2 separate regions of the Homo sapiens genome follow, and region 1 is linked to region 2. The links are chromatin loops, found by intact Hi-C in ENCODE. Cell type or tissue: mammary epithelial cell. All regions are shown on one strand. Each heading gives the region's core, and the rest is flanking DNA. Links, peaks and the distances in the headings are about the cores only. Region 1 has its middle 25 kb from the start of LINC01742. Region 2 overlaps PMEPA1 (prostate transmembrane protein, androgen induced 1).

What was found. A loop is a pair of places that touch in the nucleus more often than their neighbours do. Peaks named below come from ENCODE experiments on the same cell type or tissue, not always from the same donor. Only the 100,000 strongest peaks of a DNase experiment are listed, where the experiment ranks them.
Region 1: a loop joins it to region 2, with 24 times the contacts of the local background. A loop is called at or near these places in 10 of 110 quality-filtered maps.

What each region holds. Positions count from the first base shown.
Region 1 is chr20:58,024,099-58,034,411 of GRCh38, forward strand. No RefSeq gene overlaps it. Among named protein-coding and RNA genes, the nearest start is that of LINC01742, 25 kb to the left of the region's middle. In mammary epithelial cell, for the core only: a CTCF peak has its summit at 4,250; no DNase peak of the experiment used is centred there.
Region 2 is chr20:57,650,057-57,660,369 of GRCh38, forward strand. PMEPA1 (prostate transmembrane protein, androgen induced 1) reads right to left here. Exons shown (of 4, transcript NM_020182.5): 2 at 9,487-9,641; 3 at 2,977-3,030; 4 at 1-2,542. The coding sequence ends at 1,997. Among named protein-coding and RNA genes, the nearest start is that of ZBP1, 35 kb to the left of the region's middle. RefSeq lists a silencer at 4,374-4,453 and enhancers at 4,647-5,246, 5,247-5,844, 7,680-7,809. In mammary epithelial cell, for the core only: a CTCF peak has its summit at 4,401 (motif pointing right); a DNase peak (open chromatin) is centred at 7,755; H3K27ac peaks cover 1,311 bases.

The sequences.
Region 1 (10,313 bases), core at 1,191-9,190, 370 kb after region 2:
CATACTAATTTGTCCATGGGTGGCCATGGGTGAGTCTGAGAAATGCACCAAAAGTTCTCATTCCAGTCCACAGAACTGGCAGCCCAGCCCCAAGTCTTCACCGGGGACCCACCCCTTTCCACCCAGAAGACTGTCTGCCTCCACCACCATCAACCTGCCATCCACAGTGCCCATGGTGCCCAAGCTGCTCATGCAGAGGGGTGCCCGCAGGCTGGCATTGAGCTGCCCTAAGCTCCCCCTTGGCCTCCCCTTGGCACCCAACGTCCAGAGGGGGCTGAGGGCAGCAGGGGGCTGGTGTGTCAGCACTGCCCCCAAGCACGTGCACACCCAGCTAGGTCGCAACAGCACCTGGGCTCAGCCTCAATTTTCCTCAGGGAGCAGGGAGAGGCCAGGCAATGGGAGCAGGTATTTCTGAGCCTACGGGGGGAGAGGGACTTCCTGGTCCCCTGAAAATGCAGAGATGCCTGAGTCCACAGCTGCAGCTGCGCCCAGGAGGGCAGGGCCCCCACCCCTCTCCAGCTCCCACTGACCCCTTGGAATGTGCAGCCCTGGCTGCGCCTCCCCTACTGCAGCCTGCGTCATGGCAGCAGCTGCTCCAGACGGGCCACCTCTGCCATCACCACCATGTACGGACTTTTTCTATAACACCAATGGTATTTGGGGGCTATTTGTTTTTACTTCCCTTCAAACCCATCCACGTGAGGACTGCAGTTGAGGTGCACTGCACTTTCTGCACTGCGTTCTGCTCAGAGATGATCTTCTTGGTCTTCGTGAACTTTGCCTCAAGCCACAGATGCTTTTTTTAAAGTGACTTACCTTTGCTTCACCAACAGAGAGCCCCATTAAGAGAGGCTCTGTGTCCTCTTTCTCTTGTTACTGTGGCCCTGACAGTCACATTAGGTGGCTGGATTCTGGCTTTTGTGCCCAGAAGAGAGCTTACCAGTTCAGTAATTTTGCAGTCTGTAGGGCATGGTAACCAAACATTTGAGGAGGCTCTGTGAATTTAGGGGCCTTTCCTGGAGGAGAGGCAGTTTCGGGGTGGCGTGGTGGACAGGCTTGTTGAATGCACCCTAGTTGATACCCCTTGAGGGACATTATCAAACACCCAACTTACAGATGGAGAAGATGAAGTTCAGACCAGTGGAGAAGCATTTGCCTAAAGTCCAAAGAGGAGTAGGTCACAAATCAGAGGACTGTGGTGAGGGAAGGGGGCGTTGGAGGGGGGCTGGTGGCCAAGGCTGCTCCTGGACCCTGTATGGTCGTGGGAAAGACACTCCACCCTGGGAATATGGTCAGCTGGACACGTTTGGCTGGGAAGCACTTTGAAGCTGGGCAGCATCCAACATGCTGGCCAGTCCCTGGGGCTCCCAAGGCTGGGGACACAGGCCTCCACTCTGACAAGCTGTTCAGAGCACTCCCCAAGCCTTTGTGTGGGAAGGGACAGCCCAGCAGCAGAGCAACTGGAGTGTAGATGAGAGAGGAAGAACCACATTCCAGAGATTTTATATTTTATATTGGGGTGTTCCACAAAGAAAGGGCCCTGGGGTCAAAGCAACCTGTCCCAAGGTTTTTCAGCAAATGTCCCATAAGCAGCAGTGGGGGCTGCTCCAAAGTAGATGTTCTGATCCCTGCTTTCTGCTCCGTGCAGGAAGCAGCACAGGGACTGTAGGCACATGAGGCTCAACCTGAATCCTGGCTCTGCCTGTTTTCCCGGCCTGTTTTCTAGCTAGGTGAGAAGGGAGTTTGGGAAGCCTGAGTTTCCTTTTAAAGTGGGAATATAACAGGCTGGGCATGTATGGCTCAGGCCTGTAATCCCAGTACTTCAGGAGGCTGAAGTGGGTGGATCGTCTGAGGTCAGGAATTTGAGACCAGCCTGGCCAACATGATGAAACCCCGTCTCTGCTGAAAATACAAAAATTAGCTGGGCATGGTGGCATGCACCTGTAATCCCAGCTACTAGGAAGGCTGATGCAGGAGAATCGTTTGAACCCAGGAGGTAGAGGTTGCAGTGAGCCGAGATCACAGCATTGCACTCCAGCCTGGGTGACAGAGCAAGACTCCATCTCAAAAAAAATAAAATAAAATAAAATAGGGATATAAGCCTGCCAATCTCAACGGATGACTGCAAGCTAATATATATAAAGAACTCAACATGCTTTAAAATCATAATGCATGCCATTGTCATTGCTGTCACATTACAGATGAAGAATTTGTGGCAAAGCAAGGACAAGTAACCAGCAAGAGAAATACACTTTGGCAAAATCTGATTCTAATGCTGCCTGTTCTCTTCCACTTGCCCCAAAAGAGGAGGGGAAATGACTCACCTAAGGACACACAGGAAATATGATGGGATTAGACTTGGACCCAGAGCCTTCTGACCCCAAACCCGCCACTCCATGGGGGGCTAATTCTGTTGTGGATAAAAAACGAGGGAGGGAAGGAGGTGGCCATAGAGGGGAAGTGGGCAGCCCACAGACCCCCAGAGAAGACATCCTTCATCCAGCTCTAGCCACTTGTTTCTGGGCAGAAATGTGGGCCCAGTGAGGTCACAGCTTAAAAGTTTTCCAGGAGAGATCAGCAATCTGGATTTTCAGGACATAACCTCACTTTTAAGGTTGACAACTAATTTGATGAAAATACATGCCACTTGCAGACTGACTGGCCCCAGCCCTCTGGTTTGAGTCCTCATCCCCTATCCTACACTGCTTAGGATCTAGCAAACCACATTCTCTCTATCTGTAGCTCACACCATCACATTTGAAGAGCCTTAGAGAAAGCCAACAAATTCCAGAAAATGCCTCTTACAAAAAGGCTGTTCATGCAGCAATTCTATTCATCCATTTGCCCACCCATCCATTCATCCACTCATCTATCCATCCATGCATCCATCCATCCATGCATCTGTCCATCTTCCCATCCATATACTCACCCATCCATCCATCTATACATACATACATCCAAGCACCCATGCATGCACACATTCATCTGTCTCTGCATCCATCCATCCGTGCATCTATCTATCCACCCATCCATACATCTACCACCCATCCATGCAGCAACCCAAAAATCCATCTATTTATTTCTCCATCCATCCATACATCTATCCATTCATGGAGCACAAAAAACACACCTATCATGTGGTAAGACTGGGAAAACTAAGGCCCAAGTTATGTATGGCACCTTGCTTCAAAAATGAGTGTGCTGTCTGCCTTGGATGTGATGCTTCCACCTCGTTGTGAGGAGGAAATTGGGAAAGAACATCAGATTCTCCTTTGATTTCAGTCTGACTAGGTTGAATCTCTTTGGACTTCTGGCTGCCAGTGGCCCACTTAGTACCCAATGCAAGTTTGTTTGTAGCAAGCATTCTGCAGGACTGGGAGAGAAGTCAGAATCCACCCAGTCATTCAGCAAATACCCATTGAGATCCTACTAGGTTCCAGGCACCGTGGGAGGGACTGGCCCAGAATGCTGCAGCAGAAAACTAACTGTATGTCCCTGTCCTCTGTATATTGACAAAATACAAATAATAAGAAAAATCCAATATTCATACAATGAGTACAATAGGTACTAATATTAATTATTGATTAAAACTCATTGTTTCTATATTTTGCCATGGAGTTTACTACATTTCTGAATGGTAAGGCTTTGTGTTAGGGGATTTGTTTTATATCTTTGGGTACTCTTTATTAAAGGCATGTTAAATCACTTGTGAATTATTTAAGAGCTAGACAAGCTGAGTAAAATCAGCTTGAGATTTTAGTTTTTTAGTCACAGAAAATTCAAGTTCTGTCTACCCATATTTTTGAAACTCATTCAGTGGTACAGTTTGGAAAAGGACTGTAGTAACTTCCAAGAGAAACCCAGATGTGAATGAAGTCCAGCTTTGAACAAACACTCCAGGCCAATACCCGACAGGTGATTGGTGACTCTCTTCAACTTCCCAGTTGAAACGGGGCTGGAGTCAGACAGCAACAGACTGAAGGAAATGTAGAGATGGCCTCATCCATCCCCAGCCCTGCGTTTTGTAGACAGGAAAACTGGGTTCAAGAGGGAGGTGAGAGAAGCCCAAGTCCCTCCACGTGACCACTGGGAGTCCAAGAACAGAATTGAGGTTCCTGCCCCCAACTCAGTGCTCCTTCCCCTGACATTGCAAATCCATCTCTCTACCTCCAAAACCCACCCTGGGTCCTTCACTTCCCACTGGCTCCTGGACAAGGCCAGTGTCCCCTCTTCTGAGCAATGGCGCCCCCTGCCTAGCTGGCCTTACTGTTTTCCACACTCGCCCTTCCAACCCATCATCTGTGCCACAACTGATCTTTTCAGAAACTAATAGATTGCTTTACTCTCCTGATTACAGTCTTTCAATGATCTCCTCTCATTCTTAGGATGAAGACAAAATCCTCCAAGCTCATCTTTTGCCATTATCCTCTCTCCATGTCGTTCCCCACATGCTGGCTTCAGTTCAGTCCCCTTTTGTGCCTCAAGGTCTTTGATTGAACCATCCTCCCTGCCTGAAATCCCTTTCAGCCCCCATTGCTGACATATTTGGCTCCTCCTGCTTTCCCAAGGTCAGCTTAAGTGTCTCCTCCCCTGAGAGCCTTCCTGCATTCTCCCTAAATTTACTTCCTTCATCGCATTGTCAATATTTCTGGTTATGCATTTGCTTCCCTTTTAAATGTTCTGTTTTCTTGTAGCAGAATGTAAGCCCCATGAGAGCAGGGCTGCACCTCATCTTCCCTGTTCCTTCTGTATTCCAGTACCAGCCCAATGGCCAGCATGCAGCAGGTGCTCAATAAATAAACATCACATTACTAGAGAGGTACATAAATAAACAGCAACTCTTGTGTTTACAGCCAATGGGCATGAAAGAGAAAGACTGGGGTCTAGAGAGAAGGGAGGGGGAACACAGCAGGAGAGCTACTTTCGTTTAAGGTGACATCGTTTCGGATGTTTGCTAGTTCAGCGGCCATGAAGGAACGTTCCAGGGCTTGACAACTTCTAAATTTCTATGACTCAGTTTCTGGATTTGAAAAAACTTGCCAAATTTCGTACACCGCTTGATGACTCTGGGAGTTTAAGACCCCCTTTCTTAAAGTGAGGAAGAAAATGGAAAAGGATTAAAGTTCAGAAGAGTTGAGGCTTAGGTGAGGCAGCTCTTTGTACATAGGTGTTTATGTTTCTCTATGGAAATGGGCATTTCTATTAAGCAAGACTATGGATTTCCTTAAAGGATATCTTAATGGTTTTTAAAAGGCTGGTTTATTGGAAAAAGCAGAATTGAGTGGAAAAGCATGCTCTTCTCCCAGATGCAGTTGGTTAGACACTTGAAGCTCAATTCTATAAAATTGAGCCGAGCAGTGCCATTTGGATGCTGCAGCCTTAAGGTCAAGTGCACCAGAGAAAATGTGTCAGCCTCACAAACCCAAATAAAAATGGTATAAGGCATGGCTGCCATTGTCCAGTCTACCAACAGGCTCTCAGAGAGTCAGCATTTGAGAAGCTCCAGCAACAATATTCGAATTCTGTGCTTCTCCTCTTTGTCCATAGTGAGCACTTGCTGAGAGCCAAGCATTCTGCATACATTATCTCATCCTCAAAAAATTATATTAGCTAGTATTATCATTATCTTTGTTTTGTAGGTAAGGAAACCGAACAAAGGGATTCTCTGTAATTAACCCAAGGTCACACTGCTGATGAGTGGTGAAGCAGGGTTTAATCCAAATTTGACTGATTACTTAGCCTGGTGCCAGGCTGCCTCTGGCCAGAAGAACTCTTTGCACATCTATGTCCCTGTGATGCCCAGAGCCTTGTCAATGTATCCAACTCCTTCTTCCCATAGGGTGAGTTCTCTCTTGCCAGACTCCTCACTTCCTGCCAACAAACCATGAGATAGGCTTGGATAAATCTGATCTGCATGGAAAGGAAGGATGTAGTGCCATCAACACTAAGAGCCCAGGCAACTGAATCAATAAGAGAGTTAAATCTATGAGTGGTTGATCACAATCTCATGTCCTAATTGAGAAATCAGCAATGTACAGAAAAAGACCCTGCATACCACAGGACAAAAATTATAACTTATCTGGAGATTAACATACAAAGTACAGGTGAACTTTATGGAGAAAATTTCAAAACTCAAAGAGCAGAGTACATAAATAAGAGAAGTGATGGGTCGTGTAGGAAAGGAAGAGTTAAATGTTATAAGGATGTCAATCTCCCTGTATGTTTCAATAAATTTAATACAAATGAAAAAGCAGGATTTGGGGTGAGAATGAGATGAAGCAAATTGAGTCTAAAATGTACATGAAAAAACAATAGCTAAGGCAAAATTGCAAAAATAAAAGATATGATATATTAAAATACATTACAAAGTGATCATAATTTAAATTGTTTGGTCTGTCATAGAAATTAATACCTTCAGCAAACAAAATGGAACAAAATGGAAAGTCCAGGAACAGACTCAAGAGGTAGCATCAAAAATCAATGAAGAAGCAATGTATCATATACTAAACAATGTTAAGAAACTTGATTCAAAGCATAGATTTTAAAAATTAGATATATACTTTACATCACATCCCAAAATAATGAAGGATTAAAGAGATTTACAGGCAAAGCAAAGCTTTGAAACTATAAGAAAAAAATGCAGGAGAATTATCATTATGACATTGGAGTGGGAACAAAATTTTTTAATACAGTGCAAAAAAGCCCTCAACATAGTAGAAAACGAAATTTCTTAGATTTGATCACACCAAAGTTAAATATTTTTGCTCAACTAAGAACATCACAAAAATAGTGATAAGTGATAGATTGAGAGAATGTTTGTAATCTAAAACTAATGAAACTTAAATGAAAACATATAGGAAACTCCTGCAAAATCAGCAAGCAAAATAAAAGGAAACCCAAGTGAGAAAAAGACAATCACTTCTCCCAGAAGGGGAAGCACAGGTATCCAATAAGCAATGTGTGGAGAGGTTCAACCTCTTTAATAATCAGAGAAATGAAAATTGAGACAATATCTTAGTACTTCGTACCCCTTGGAGGAACACATTTTAACACTGGGAAACATTAACATTGGTTTTTGTTTTTGTTTTTGTTTTGTTGTTGTTGTTTGTGGTTTTGTTGTTGTTGTTTTGAGATGGAGTCTCACTCTGTCACCCAGGCTGAAGGGCGGTGGCACAGTCTCAGCTCACTGCAACCTCCACCTCCCAGGTTCAAGTGATTCTCCCACCTCAGCCTCCCGAGTAGCTGGGATTACAGGCACCCGCCATCATGCTCAGCTAATTTTTGTATTTTTAGTAGAGACGGGCTTTCACCATGTTGGCCAGGCTGGTCTTGAACTCCTGACCTCAGGTGATCTACCTGCCTCGGTCTCCCGAAATGCTGGGATTACAGGTGTGAGCCACTGCCCCTGGCCAAACATTGGTCTTAATATCACCTGCTGCCATAGCAAGGGGGATGGGAGCCCTCATGTGCTGTTGGTGGCGTAGGAACTGGGCCAGGTATTCTCAAGAACTAGCTAGTGACTCTAAGCATACGCACGCCTTGGGACATGAGTGGAAACCCCAGAGACAGGGTTTCACAAAATCAGAGGTAAGTTCAAGGATGTCCATTGCTGCATTGTTTGCAATTGCAGAATTGTAATCAGAAAGTACAAGATGTGCACTGATGAATCCACCTGGTACAAGAAAACTAAACATCTGTCACAGGAACAACTTAAGTCATCAGGTACAAACACGGAGATCAGAAAAGAGTGTTCAGTTATTTTGAAAAGGAGGACACAGTGTGAGATAATATGGCACAATCATTCAAGGGAATTAAATACAGCCGGAATGATCAATACACGTGTCCTAAGATCTAAGGAGAAGAGCTGTAAGTCATAACGTATGTCCTCAGTGTGGTGCTCCCTCTCCCATGTTCAATACTGAGTGTAAACTTTTTTTCCAATTCCACTCTTGTTTGCTGTACCACAAGGTAACTCAGACAGCCTTGGACCAGGTCCAGACAACCAGTAGGATAGGATGAGTGTGCGCTATTGATCAAAGCAAGGAGAAGGTGCCCCCAGCCATCAACAGGAAGCAAACGTCTGGGCCCCACCTCTCCATGTAGCAAGGGCAAGCATTTTGCAGCAAAAATAGAAACAGTGAAATGAAAAGCAATGCTTTTTAGAAACTTTCTAATTTTACCATGTTTCTTTTCTTTTTTGAGACTCATTTTTTTTCCAAAAAATAAGCTGTAAAATGGGCCACTGGACCAAAGGCTGTATCCCTTACAACCCTGACATACAAGGGTTCCATGATCTCCTACTCTTACACTACTGTCTCTTTGACCCAATAATTGAATGTCCAGCAATCTATCCTTAAAAAACAAAATTAAAGATTAAGATTTGTGTACATGGATGTCTAACACTACATTATTAATGATAGCAAAATTTTGGAAAGTATCTCAATATGCAATAAAAAAGATGAGCAAAAAAAATTGTGATATCAATATGATGAAATATTTCTCAGCCAGTAAAGCTCCCAGATATAGGGATGTTTTAATGACTTTGAAAACCACTCATGTCAATGGCAAACACACGATAGGTGGTGACAGCAGCCCAACCTGTGTGCAGGCAATAAAAGGTGCATTTTCTGTAAATAATTTTTTTAATAATAAAACCAACCAAACACAGGCTGCTTTTTATTATTACCATGAGTCAGCAATTCTAAACAGTGTCATTGACAAAATACTCCTCAAAGCAGGGATATACTGCTTCCACCAACTGTCACCCTGTCTCGGTTCATCACCACACATGGTATCAGACTGAATGAAAAAAGCAAGACTCATGTTGCACGTGGAAGCGGGGTGGGTGGAGGGTTGGGGGGTCTTGGGAAGATGGCAAGGGTAATGGCAACATAGATTTTTAATTTCCCCAAATCCCACAGAGCAACTAGATAGCTGGAACAAGAACCCATGGACAACATTTACAGCAAAACTGTCACAACTTCTGAAAGATATTCCCACAAACACCAAAATATAAGCAGGTGAGAAGAAACCATAGGCAACCACAGAGCCAGTTGCCATCAACGTCTGTGAGGGGGAAGCAGAGGGGAGCCACAGGGAGCCCAAAGGATCTGAGACAGGAGACTCGAAAACCACCAACAGGAGAACGGACAGGCCAATCGAGAGCAGCTGTTTGAGCAGAAAGTGGTTTTGCCCACTCAAGAGTAAGTGAATGCCAGGGCCTTATGGGCTGAGCTAAAGAGGGTGGAGCAGTCTGGCCCCATGAACTCTTGAAATTAACCTGCTGGGACTCCCTTCCAAGGTAGGAGCCAGATTGAGGAGAAACTGCAAGGAGCAGAATCAAATTTGACCAGGACAGGAGCAGAAGAGACAAAAGAAAGAGAAAGAAAGTCCATATAAAGTTGGGGATGGGGAACAGAACCAGGAACTCTCAAAGAAGAAGCCGCCATGATTTTTAACAGAGCATGGAAATAACAGAAAAGGAAGATCTGGGAGCCACACCTCTTTCTCAAAGATTGGGAAAAATAATCTCATGTAGAAATGAGTAACAAAAAAGCACCAAGATGAAATCCCATGTGGATTATAACACATTGACATAGACTAACAAGCAGAATAACATCCCCACAGAAATGAAAGCACGCCAACTCTAACCCTGTGTCAGAATGAGCCAAAAGATAATTTAAAAAGTGATACAGGACAGCATAACTAGAATTAGAAAAACTCAGAGATGGCAGGAGAATGGCGTGAACCCGGGAGGCGGAGCTTGCAGTGAGCTGAGATCGCACCACTGCACTCCAGCCTGGGTGACAGAGCGAGACTCCGTCTCAAAAAAGAAAAAGAAAGAAAAGAAAAGAAAGGAAAGGAAAAGAAAAGAAAAGAAAAGAAAGAAAAGGAAAGAAAGGAAGAAAGAAAGAAAGAGAAAGAAAGAGTCAGAGATGAAGTGATAGAACTTAGGGAAAAAATTGTAATTAAGGAAAATAATTATTACAGAAATAAAAACTAAACTAGAAAGAAAACATGAGCAAATAAACACAGGAAATGAAAGAAAAGGTGAAAAAAAATTACTCAGAAAGAAAGAATTTCCAGTCAAGATTTTGTAAAGAAATGAAACAACGTCTGATGTGAAAAATATACTAGATGAAATTAACAGACTAGATGCTGCAAAAAAAAAAAAAAAAAAGTTACTGAACTTGAAGCCATAGTAATGAGAAATAACCAAAGTGAAAAGAGAGGAGAAAACAGCAAAAACAGGAGATGAAAAGGATTTCAGAAGCTGTGACAAATATTGAAGATGGACAAAGACGATCTGATGG
Region 2 (10,313 bases), core at 1,255-9,254:
GTTCTGCTGTTGCCAATGAACGAGAACTTTCTACTAGGCTGGCGGCATGCAGAGCCCACGTCTGTCAGCTGCCACCTTCGTAAAGCACACGTTTCACATGCATGAGCTCGAGTGGCTAGAACTTCAAAACTGTGCTCAGGTTTTTGTTTTGGAAGTTATAAAAAAGTTGCTCACAAACAATAGTTATTGCCTTTTATATCTTTTATGTTAGTCTACTAGTCAGCATTCTGCCCAAAATGGAAAGCCACTCCCATGGGAAGGGAGGGGGTAGCAGCTGGGAGTCTGCTCTTCCAGCTGGGGGCCCTCCCACCCCCATGGGGAGGAAAGACGTCAAGCTCCAGCCACTGGCCCCGGTGGGTCCCAAAGCCCCACCCCTCATGCTCTCCTCTGGTCACCTCTATTTACGCTCACATGCCCCTTCCTGTCCTTCACCTGCACGTCACCAGCAGGTCCCGCCAACCCCAAATCTATCTGGTGAAAACCTGGAGAACAAGAGCGGAGTCTAAGAGAGATGTAAATGAAAACACAGATCAACAGACACACCAGAAGGGAAGCGTTGTTTCCGCGGGGAAAGGAGATGGAAAGGGGAAGAGAAGGTGAAGAATTCTGCGCCCGAAGCTCGGGTTGGTGTTTGCTCAACTGCTTTACTCATTTTAACCCTTTCACCTATCCTGGGAGAAACCCAGGCTTGTCACCTTTTCATGTTGGGTTGTTTATTGGCCTCTTAAGTGAGAATTGATCCGTGAAGGGAAACAGACAGGAGGAGGTCAGATTGCGAATACCTGGGGCTTCCTAGGGTCCAGTGCGGCAGTTACCGCACCTGCCTTCACCGGTGAACCTTTAGCCAGCTGAACAACCACCAAAGCGCCCTGCAGAGACAAGTCATCGAGCCCTCTGGCATGTCCCTGGTAGCCCGGGCACCAGCCGCTGCGGCTTGTGAGGGGCACCATGCTCCACCCCACGGGGACCTTCACAGTTGGAAAAAAGAAGAGGAAAAACTAATTCCTTCGGTAACAGTTTATTTTCATTTTTGGGAAAGGCAAAACCACTACCTGGAACTCGGTGCCTCCGTGGTTAACTTTCCTATTTTGCTTGTGATTTAAAGGCTGTTCTGGGTCAGGGGGGAAAAGGTGTCTCCTTCGGTAGGGAATATATAACGTGGTGATAACCTGTCACTAGGCAGAAGCATCCACTCTGCAGGGACAGTGGCCCCTCGGGAAAGCCCGCCGCTCCTGGCCAAGGCCTCTCTGCAGACTCCACGGGGGCTCACCCTCTGCCGTCAGGCGACTCTGAAATTCCGACATTTCTCCCTTAAAGTCTCAACAGACACAAGAGAAGTTTCCATCAAGCAAGCACTGACATATTTATATTAAAAAATAGTGCAAAATCTCAACATTTATATAAATAACTCTAAACCCCTGCTTTGTAATTTTTTTCTTTACAAGGTAATACACACTTTCTGACTTGGCACTCAAAAATTGCCATTTTTTTCCTCTTCTAGTTCAGAAAACAACTTTTTTTTTTAATAGGCCTCTTCTAATACAAAAATACTCCTGCCCTCGCACATACAGTTTCTCTTATCTTATATATATTTATATATATAATATTGCAGATCTTTAAACAAAGGTTTTGTGCAAATATGTCTTTAAAGTTAAGTGAAATTATCATAAACAAAAGAAAATAAGCATTCACGCACGCAGCTCAACTAGAAACAAGAAAGACTACTGTAGAAATTTTTTTTCTTTTGCCTTCAAGACACAGCTCAACAAAGAAACGTGGTTTTTTTTTTTCTTTTTTCTTTTTTTTTTTGCAAGCTCTCTTAGCTTGTGCATTCAGACCAGACATCACATGTAAATATTTATACACAGGGAGGTGGGAGGGGAGGGCCACACGATGCGTTGCTGCGCCCCCCGCCTTCCTCTCACTCCTCTTCTAAGAAGCGCGGAGTGTTCTGCCTTTTCACCTACGCAGCCCCAGCCCGGCCCCCCTGGGGACCCTAGAGAGGGTGTCCTTTCTGTTTATCCTTCTCTTTGCTCCAGATGGCTGCGCTCTCTAGGGGCGCGATGTGTGTGTGGTGGAGCCGGGTCCCCTCCAGCAAGGAGGGCGGCCCACTGCTCTGCTGGTGCTGGAAGGAGGACCCCGGGTAGTGGCCGATGACCTCGCTGTAGGTGGGCGGCGGCCCCTCCATGCGCCCGCCGCTGCCGTAGCACGTGGCGCTGATGCCCGAGTTACTGCTGGGGGGGCAGGGGCCGCCCAGCCTGGCACTATCCATCAGGTCACTGTCGAAGATGGTTCTGTTTGGGGGTGCGCGCACCGACTCCCGGTTCAGTTCCAGCTGCTGCTCGGGGTCCCGAAGCTGGAGGGTGCAGGGGCCCTGGTAGGGTGGGGGCTCCTCCCCGTCTGACAGCGAGATGGTGGGTGGCAGGTCGATCTCGTGCTGCAGGTACGGATAGGTGGGCTGGAAGCGGTGGAAGCGCTCCCGCTGGGCGAAGGGCGGCACGGCCAGGCGGTCGGTGGGCCGAGGCGGGGCGTAGACCTGCGGCTGGAGGAAGCAGAGCGGGAGTGAGGGAGGGCGGCTGTCTCAGGTGGGTTGTCCAGAAGCGATCCTGAGACTGGAGTTCTGCTGCATGGGACTTGGCTCTCTGGGGAAAGGGAGAGGGCAGCAGGGCTGGCGGGGGCGGGAGCCCAGAGCCTGATCCCGCGGGGGCCCTGGCCTGGGGGGCAGCACTGCAGAGCTGCACCGCCCTCCTCCAAACAGTGGCAGCGTCCGTGCTCCCGTGTGCAGAGAGCAGAGAGCTGGGCTGCTCCCTCAGGGGCAGGGAGCAGATGATCTCCGGCAAGGAGGATCCCAGCAGCAAGGGCACTGCAGAGGAGGGCGGAGGGGTGAGCCTTTAGCAGCCCACACTGTTCCAGCCGCAGCGGGAGCAGCCCAGGGTGGGATGGGGGTGTTGGAGGGGAGGCCGAGGGAGGTCTCACCTCTGGGATTCCGTTGCCTGACACTGTGCTCTCCGAGGGCCACAGGCATCCTTCCTGCACAGGAAGAAACGTACAAGCAGGGTCAGTGGGGTGGGCAGGAGGGACAGCAAAGGCTCAACCCAGATTCGACTCTTAGGCCTTTACCCTGGAATCAGCTCTTGAACCCGCCCACCTCTCTGCATCGGAACCAGCTTCCCCAGCCCCTGGCCCTGGGCGCTTTTCCAGGACGTGAGCGCAATCACCTCCTCACTGATCCCTGAGGTGCCCTCTGCTGTCCCCTGAAAATCCAGCCTGACACTTTCCAAAACATACACCCACTTGTGGGGCCCCCTTCTCAAAGCTGCCTGTAGCTTCCCGTGGGCCTCAGTGGCTTCTCACCAGGCTGAACATGGCCTCAGCCCCTCACCCCTGGCCCCACTCCCCTGGGCCTGGGCCCCCTGCTGGCTGTGTGACCTGCGTCAAGTTACTTAATTTCAACGCTGCAGTTTCTGTACCTGAATTACAGTTCTTGAGATTACAGTACTTGCCTCATAGTTGCTCAAGCACTTGCTGAATTTGAATGTAAAAACCACCCGGAGCCCACGTGGCACTCAGGTAGCATGTGAATGTGCTGGGTGTCACCTCCACACTCCCACCAGCCATGCTGACCAGCCCCCTGGGGCCTCAACAAGCTCAGCCCGAGCCCCAGGTCCTTTACACGGCAGGCCAGGCTGCACGGCCCGCTGCTGTCCACTTTCAGTTCCAGCGTCCCCTGCAGACCCTTGGAGACCAGCATCTGAAGGGCCTCTCCCGTGAACCTTGTCATCTGTTGATTCCCTTTCCAGCACCTGTCCTAACTTAATCATTGCTTCTATGCATTTATTTCTTTACAGTCTTTCTCTCCCTTGATCTAGTGAGCCCATCATTACTGATGTCCCAGTTCACAGGTGAAAAACAGGAGAGTTGAGGAAAGTGCCCAAGGCGGCTGCTCTGCCATAAAACAGTGATTCAGCCTCTGGCAAAGGAGGTGTGTGGTTCCACTGTGGCGCCAAGCTCTGGTCTGGGTGCAGGGGCACAGCTGCCACTTCATGAAGCTTATGCCATCTGCTCTGAGGAAAATGAGACCCCATGCCAGGACCAGTTCCTCTGAGTTTCCCCAAATGCCATGACGGTGAGCCCTGGGCCCGGGGAAAGGGATGTCTGTTACTTTTATAGCTTCATTGAAATATAACTGATATGCAAATAAATGGACATATTCAAAGCATACAATTTGGTTCGGGCATATATTTATACCAAGAACCTCTCACCACAATCAAGATAATGAGTATGTCCATCACCTCAAACGTTCCCTTGGGGCAGGTTTTTTGAGGGTTCCCAGGTAGGATACCGCTCACCTGCAGCCTGGGTAGGAACGGCCAGAGGGTGGTAATTTCCCATATGGCCACTAGGAGGCTCTGTGGCCCCTCAAAACTGTCCCGTCAGGACCGCTCCTACCCCTTAAGGAGGTCTTAACTGCCTCGTCTCCTGATTTAGCGAATGGCTCTGATATTCTTCAAGTTGCAAAGCCAGATCCACAGGATCATTCCTGACAGCTCCTCTCCCCACCACCCTTGTTCCACCCACCCTTGATCCCCTCTCACTTCTCCTTCTATTAGACAGTTCTATCCACCTCTCTCCCCAGCATCTGTGCCTAGTGGACAGCAAAGTCCTATGGAACCAGGGCCTCCATGTGCAGACAGTCCATCTGCAGCCTGCAAAAATGCAGATTCTGTAGCAGGAGGGCTGGCGAGCCTGCGTGTCTCACCATCTCCCAGAGGCTGCGAGTGCCGCTGGTCTTTGAGGTCCTTGAGGGGTCTCCCAGGGTCTCCTCCACTCTTGCCCTTCCCCAGGGCCCTTCCTCCTCACAGAAGTGGGAACATCTCCCTCATGCCCCCCACCCCACACCCTGCCACTCCTCTGCTTAAACCGTCTGGGCCCCCCGCTGCCTCCAGGAGAGAAAGTTCCAACCCCTTACCGAGGCCCATACCCCCTAGATGTCCACGGCCGTAGTATAGCTGTTTCCTTTAACGGGTTTTCCTATCTGTATAGCGGGCTGATGACAGCGCCTGCAATGCACCATACAGTGTGTTCTGCAAGGTGCCCAGTGAACACAGACTCTCACGTCTTGCCTTTGGATCTGAGCCCATCCTGGGTCTGGACCAATGGCCCCTCTTTCCTCCCTTTCCTGAAGAACTTTGACTGGCCCCTCAAGCCTCTGCCCAGGTGTGCTAACCCCAGAGCTCTCCGTTAGCCCCCCAGGCGGGTCAGGCACCTCCTCCCATCTCCTCCAGTCCCCTCCTGCACCACAGCCTTTGTCCCTCTGCCCCCGGTGGCCTATTCAGGGGTCTCACTCGCCCTGCAGGAGCTGCTACCGTTTCCCCAGTGCCAGGCGCCGGCGTGCTATGCAGTCAGGGAGTGCTCAGGTTGCTACTTAAGTGCGGAAGTTGCTGGGTGACCCGTGCAAGTCATCTTTGTGGAATTAGGTTCCAAAGTGGCTTGAGAAGTCGGGGGAGGTGGGCCCAGCTTCAGAATTGTCTGGAACCTTCCCCAGCCTCTGGCTATGTCTGCCAGTCACCCCAGGTGGAGGACAAGGACAGGTTCCAATCCTACAGCCACTGCTGACGAGCCCCCTGCTCCCAGCAGCCTCCAACCACTCCCAGACTCCCAGGGCTCGGGGTGGACTCCTCTTCTTTGAAGTGGGCGCACCCAGTCCACCTGCGCCTTCCCCATTTAGATGCTTCTAGACCAAGGGTCTGAAAACTGTTTCCATAAAGAGCCAGAGAGTAAAATATTTTCTGGTTTGTGGGCCGGCGGGTCTCTGTCATACCACTGAACCCTGCTGCTACAGCCAAGCGCAGCTATGGGCAAAACGCACTCGAAAACACTTCATTCACACTCAGAAAAGACCTCATTGACAAAACCAGGCAGCCGCAGTGAGCTGACGCTCAGGCAGCTCCTCCCAGACCCCTCCAGAGTCTTAACACCACGAGGCCAGAACGTAGCTGCCCATTCTTCCCCTGGAGTCCCCAGGAACATCCAAGGGGACGGGATGGCCTTCTATCAAACTTCGAGGACTCAGAGATGTTTCTAAAGAATAAAGAGATGTTCCTAAAAAATTCGGTACCTCCCATGTCCTCAGGAGATACTGAATTCCCCCACAGCCCAGCACAAGGGGCCTGGGGGAATTCGGTATCTCCTGAGGCCATGGGAGTGGACGCTAGGTCTTTGGCTCCCGCTGCTGGCAGATTGTCGCACATTGGCCTGGCCACAGTCTTGTCCCTGCCCCTGGGAAATGGGCCCTTGGTGGGCTGGGTTCTCTCGGGAGCAGGAGACCCACACTGAGGACTGATTGGGGGATAAAGAGGACAAAGGGTCACCCCATCCAAGGCCTGAGTTCCTAGTCTGAGCAGGCCTTGGGCACAAAGACTGGGATTGCCTTTCTGGGTAAACCTGAAGTCTGCGCCACTCCGTGGCTGGGCGGTCACTGCAGTGACGTTCTGCATCATGTCCCGAATACCCTCGGAGCAGCGCCAGGGTGGAAGTGCCATCCCTGGTCGAGGGGCTTGCCTGCACTGGAGCCTCACCCTCAGAGGGCAGATCCTTGCCCAGTGTCACACAACAAGGAGGTGACAAGGCCGAGAAAAGACCTCAGAGCTCAGGGTCTTACCTGAGATGGTGAGGCAGGTGGGTGAGGCACGAGCTCTTGTCTCCATACAGGCAAGAGGGGACCCCCAGGGTCACCCTGAAAAGGGGCCATGGTCGGATAGCCATGCCAGGGGCAGAGCATGGATGGGCTGGGGGGATGTAGACTGGGCCCGGGACAGATAAGAGCTGTATGTGGATCTCTATGGAAGGCCGCGGGGCCCAGGGACTCCTGTCTGGCAGGGGGTCCCCAGGGGAGCTGCCACATTCTGCTTTAGGCCTAGTGAGGCTCCACGTTTACCCAGCCAGGCATCCCGGGCGGCTGTGCAGGCGGCTGGGTAGACAGTGGGAGGAGACTTTCTATTGGCCGAAGGTGTGACGGAATCCTACCCCTTCCTGGCAGCAGGATCCCAGGTGCCGTCTCCTGCTCCACAACAGTGAAGCCCCTGCAGTCGGCCTCTGGGTACGGTACACTCTCCACTAACTGCATCCTCCCCATGACCACGGGCCGCACAGGCCTAGCTTCAACCCACTGTGGAGATGCACACACTGAGGCTCCGAGGGGCAAGGTGAGTCCAGCCTGGAGTTAGTGCCCCTCCAGGGCTGGTGCCTTCTGGAATGTCCAGGCACCGTCACTCTCCCCAGCACTTGAGGGAGGACGGAATAGGCTGTGGGCTCTTCACACCGGCAGTGACAAGCAGTGTGGCCTCCGGCAAATGTTCCACCTCTCTCATCCCCAGTTTCTCCTCTGGAAAGTGGGGTGAACCCCTGAAGTCCCTGATGGCATCCCTGGGCAGACGTAACCAGTGCTTGTTGCTGGAGTGGTAGCAACAGCAAATAAACACGTCGGGGCTTGAGAGCAGCAGGTCTGCAGCACGCCCTCCGGACAGCGTGCTGGGACGCACAGTGGGCCCCGGGTCTGTGGGCCAGGCATTCCCATCAGAGGTCCCAGGGCTGATGCTCCTTGCCCTGGCAACCTGGTGACGCACTGAGGCTGGGGCCTGATGCAAGCAGAGGTGTCCAGACCTGCCAGGGACAGGCCTTCCGGCTAGGGACTGTGGCCAACAGGCTTCTCAGCTGACTTGGCTCAGCCCAGGGACTCTGGGCGCCACCACCAACCCCAGGCGTCCCCAGAAGTGGGGAGGCCACACTCAGTGCTGCCTGTTCTGTGAGTCCTCCCCACACCTGGTGAGCCCCGGCTCAGAGACGTGCCGCAGCCCCAGGGCTGGCCACGTGCCACCTCCTCCCCACAGTTCCCAGCCTGCTCTTTAAACAGCCGCTTCCTGCCCCACGTGGTTGAGTTACACATCCTGGGTGCAGAGATGGAAGCCATTAAGAGATTAACTCTGTGCCGCCCTTTGGTCCACCTGCTGAAGGATACCGAACAGCCGGGCTTCAGGCGGCCGACATGGAGCCGGGAGTTCACCGTCAGAGGCGGGCAAGTTCCCACCGACCCAGATCTGCCCTGTTTGCCCCTGACTTTGTGGAGATTCGAAAGGGAAATTCTTGGGGTTTCCAGAACACCCACCAATGCTCACAACTCTGAGAGATCAACACCCAGGACTGTAATGGAGAGCGGGGTCCCTCCTGCAGGGCTCTGTCCTCCTCACACTCCCGCGCCCACTTCACCTGGTCCTGCACAGCACGGCCTCAAGAGCAGCTCGCCCCAACTTCCTGGCCACGGCCCTCGGCTTCCTTCATCCGTGCACCTGCTCCTGTCTGCGCCCATCCAACTCACCAGCAGCACCCCCTGGGACTGGCTCACAGCCACTTCCCAAACGCAGGGGGAATTTTGCATACCCCGTGTGTGTGCTGGGTAGAGATCTGTCAGGTGGATGGATGGATGGATGGAAGTGCTTTTATAGCCAGTAATGACCAGACCCGTGCTCTGTGCTAAAGCCCTGAATCTCTGGGGAGGTGGATGTGACTGTCAGCCCATTTTACAAATGGGGGATCTGAAGCCCCATTTTGTAGATCAGGGACAGGTCTGAGGGCACGTGGCCAGTACTGGTGGAGATGGGATTAAACTTAGGCCCCGGGACCTGGTGTCCTGTTGCCTCTATGGCTCTCCAAGGCATTGTGACCACATGACCAGATGTCAGCATAGCACGGGCACGAGGGCAGGGCCGCCACCTCCCTTCCGTCTGGGTCAGGGCTGCAGGACTGCAGGCACCTTTCCCACCACTACCCCGGTGGGTAAGAGCCAAATGCCGGCCCCTCGTCTCCACCATCCTGTTGTGTCAGGCCTCTGTGTGGACCCAGAATGCCTTCCTGTGCTGCCTGCCCCAGGTGCCTCCCTGCTTTCAGCCTCATCTCTCTAGGTCTGTCTCCACTCAGCCTCGAGAGATGTGGGTCAAGACGGGGGTCAGCTTGCGCTGCTTGTGAGCCCAGCCCTGCCTCCCTAGCCGAGGGTTCCTCGCAGAGGCTCCCCCAGGTCCCAGTGGTCGCATCTCCTGCATGGCGCTATCACCACTGGGCGTCTCATCTCCCTCCTGGAACGTCAGCTCCATGACAGCAAGGACCTGTGTGCTGCCCTCTCCCCAGGCCCTGCACAGAGCCTGCGACCCGAGGCTGCTCGAGAGTCAGCTGAGTGCGTGAGTGGATCACGAAGCCTCTTCCCAGCCCAGCTCTTCATTCCCCACGTTCCTCCAGCATCTCTGAGGCCCGCCTGGCGGGTGCTTTCCTCCCATTTCAGGGGAGGAAGCTGCTGTCAGGTGGGCTCCCCAGCCCCTGTCTTCCTGCCCTGAATCTGTTTCCTGCAAACGCTGCCATTGGATCCCGTCTGAGTTTTTACAAGGGGCGTCCCACTGCCGCACCCTCAGGCCACAGATGGGATGGCGGGGCACTTACTGAGGACAGGGCATCTTCTCTCCTCCGCCCCTGGCTGTGCCGGCTGATGAAGGACCGTGCAGACAGCTTGTAGTGGCTCAGCAGGCACGTGATCACCACCACCATCACCATCATCACCACCACGATGATGATGATCTGAACAAACTCCAGCTCCGCTGTGGAGACAAAGAGGGACACGTGAGACCCTGGACACCTGCAGGTCGCTGTGCTCAGGGCTCAGCCCTTTTGAGCTTTTTCACCCACCTAGGGGGACGAGAGTGCAACCCAGACTCAGGAAAGCCCCCGCCACTCTCCCGGCAAGGTCACAGGCGATGCCTGGGGCTGGGGTACGTGCAGGGAAGCTGCTCTCACGGCGGAGGAGGGGGTACTGCTGGCTGGGAGAGCACCTCAAAGGTGTCCTGGGACCCAGACACCCCCTCTGTAGGGACTGACCGGAAGGAGGTAACGGGACAGGCAGGAGGAAGGCCCTGCTCTCTGCTCTCAGAGCCTCCTGGAGCCGTTCTGCAGATGCACAGCGTGAGCTGACTGGCAGAAAGGGAGCCCTGCGCACTGGCTCCTGTCGCTGGGCAAAGGCTCGGGCAGACGGTCACAGACCCTTCTTAGGGGCCCAGGGAGGGAGCAGTTGGGAGGAGAAGGGGACCCCTGAGTGCGGAGAGAGGAAGTTGGCACTGAGTTTGGGAGTGAAGCTTTGTGGAATTAAACAAAGAGGAGCTACATGTGAACGTGTGTACACAAACCTATGCACACCTGACACTCCTACACATATGTCAACACACCAACACTCCTACACACACAACACCAACACAAATGCCCCAACACTCCTACAC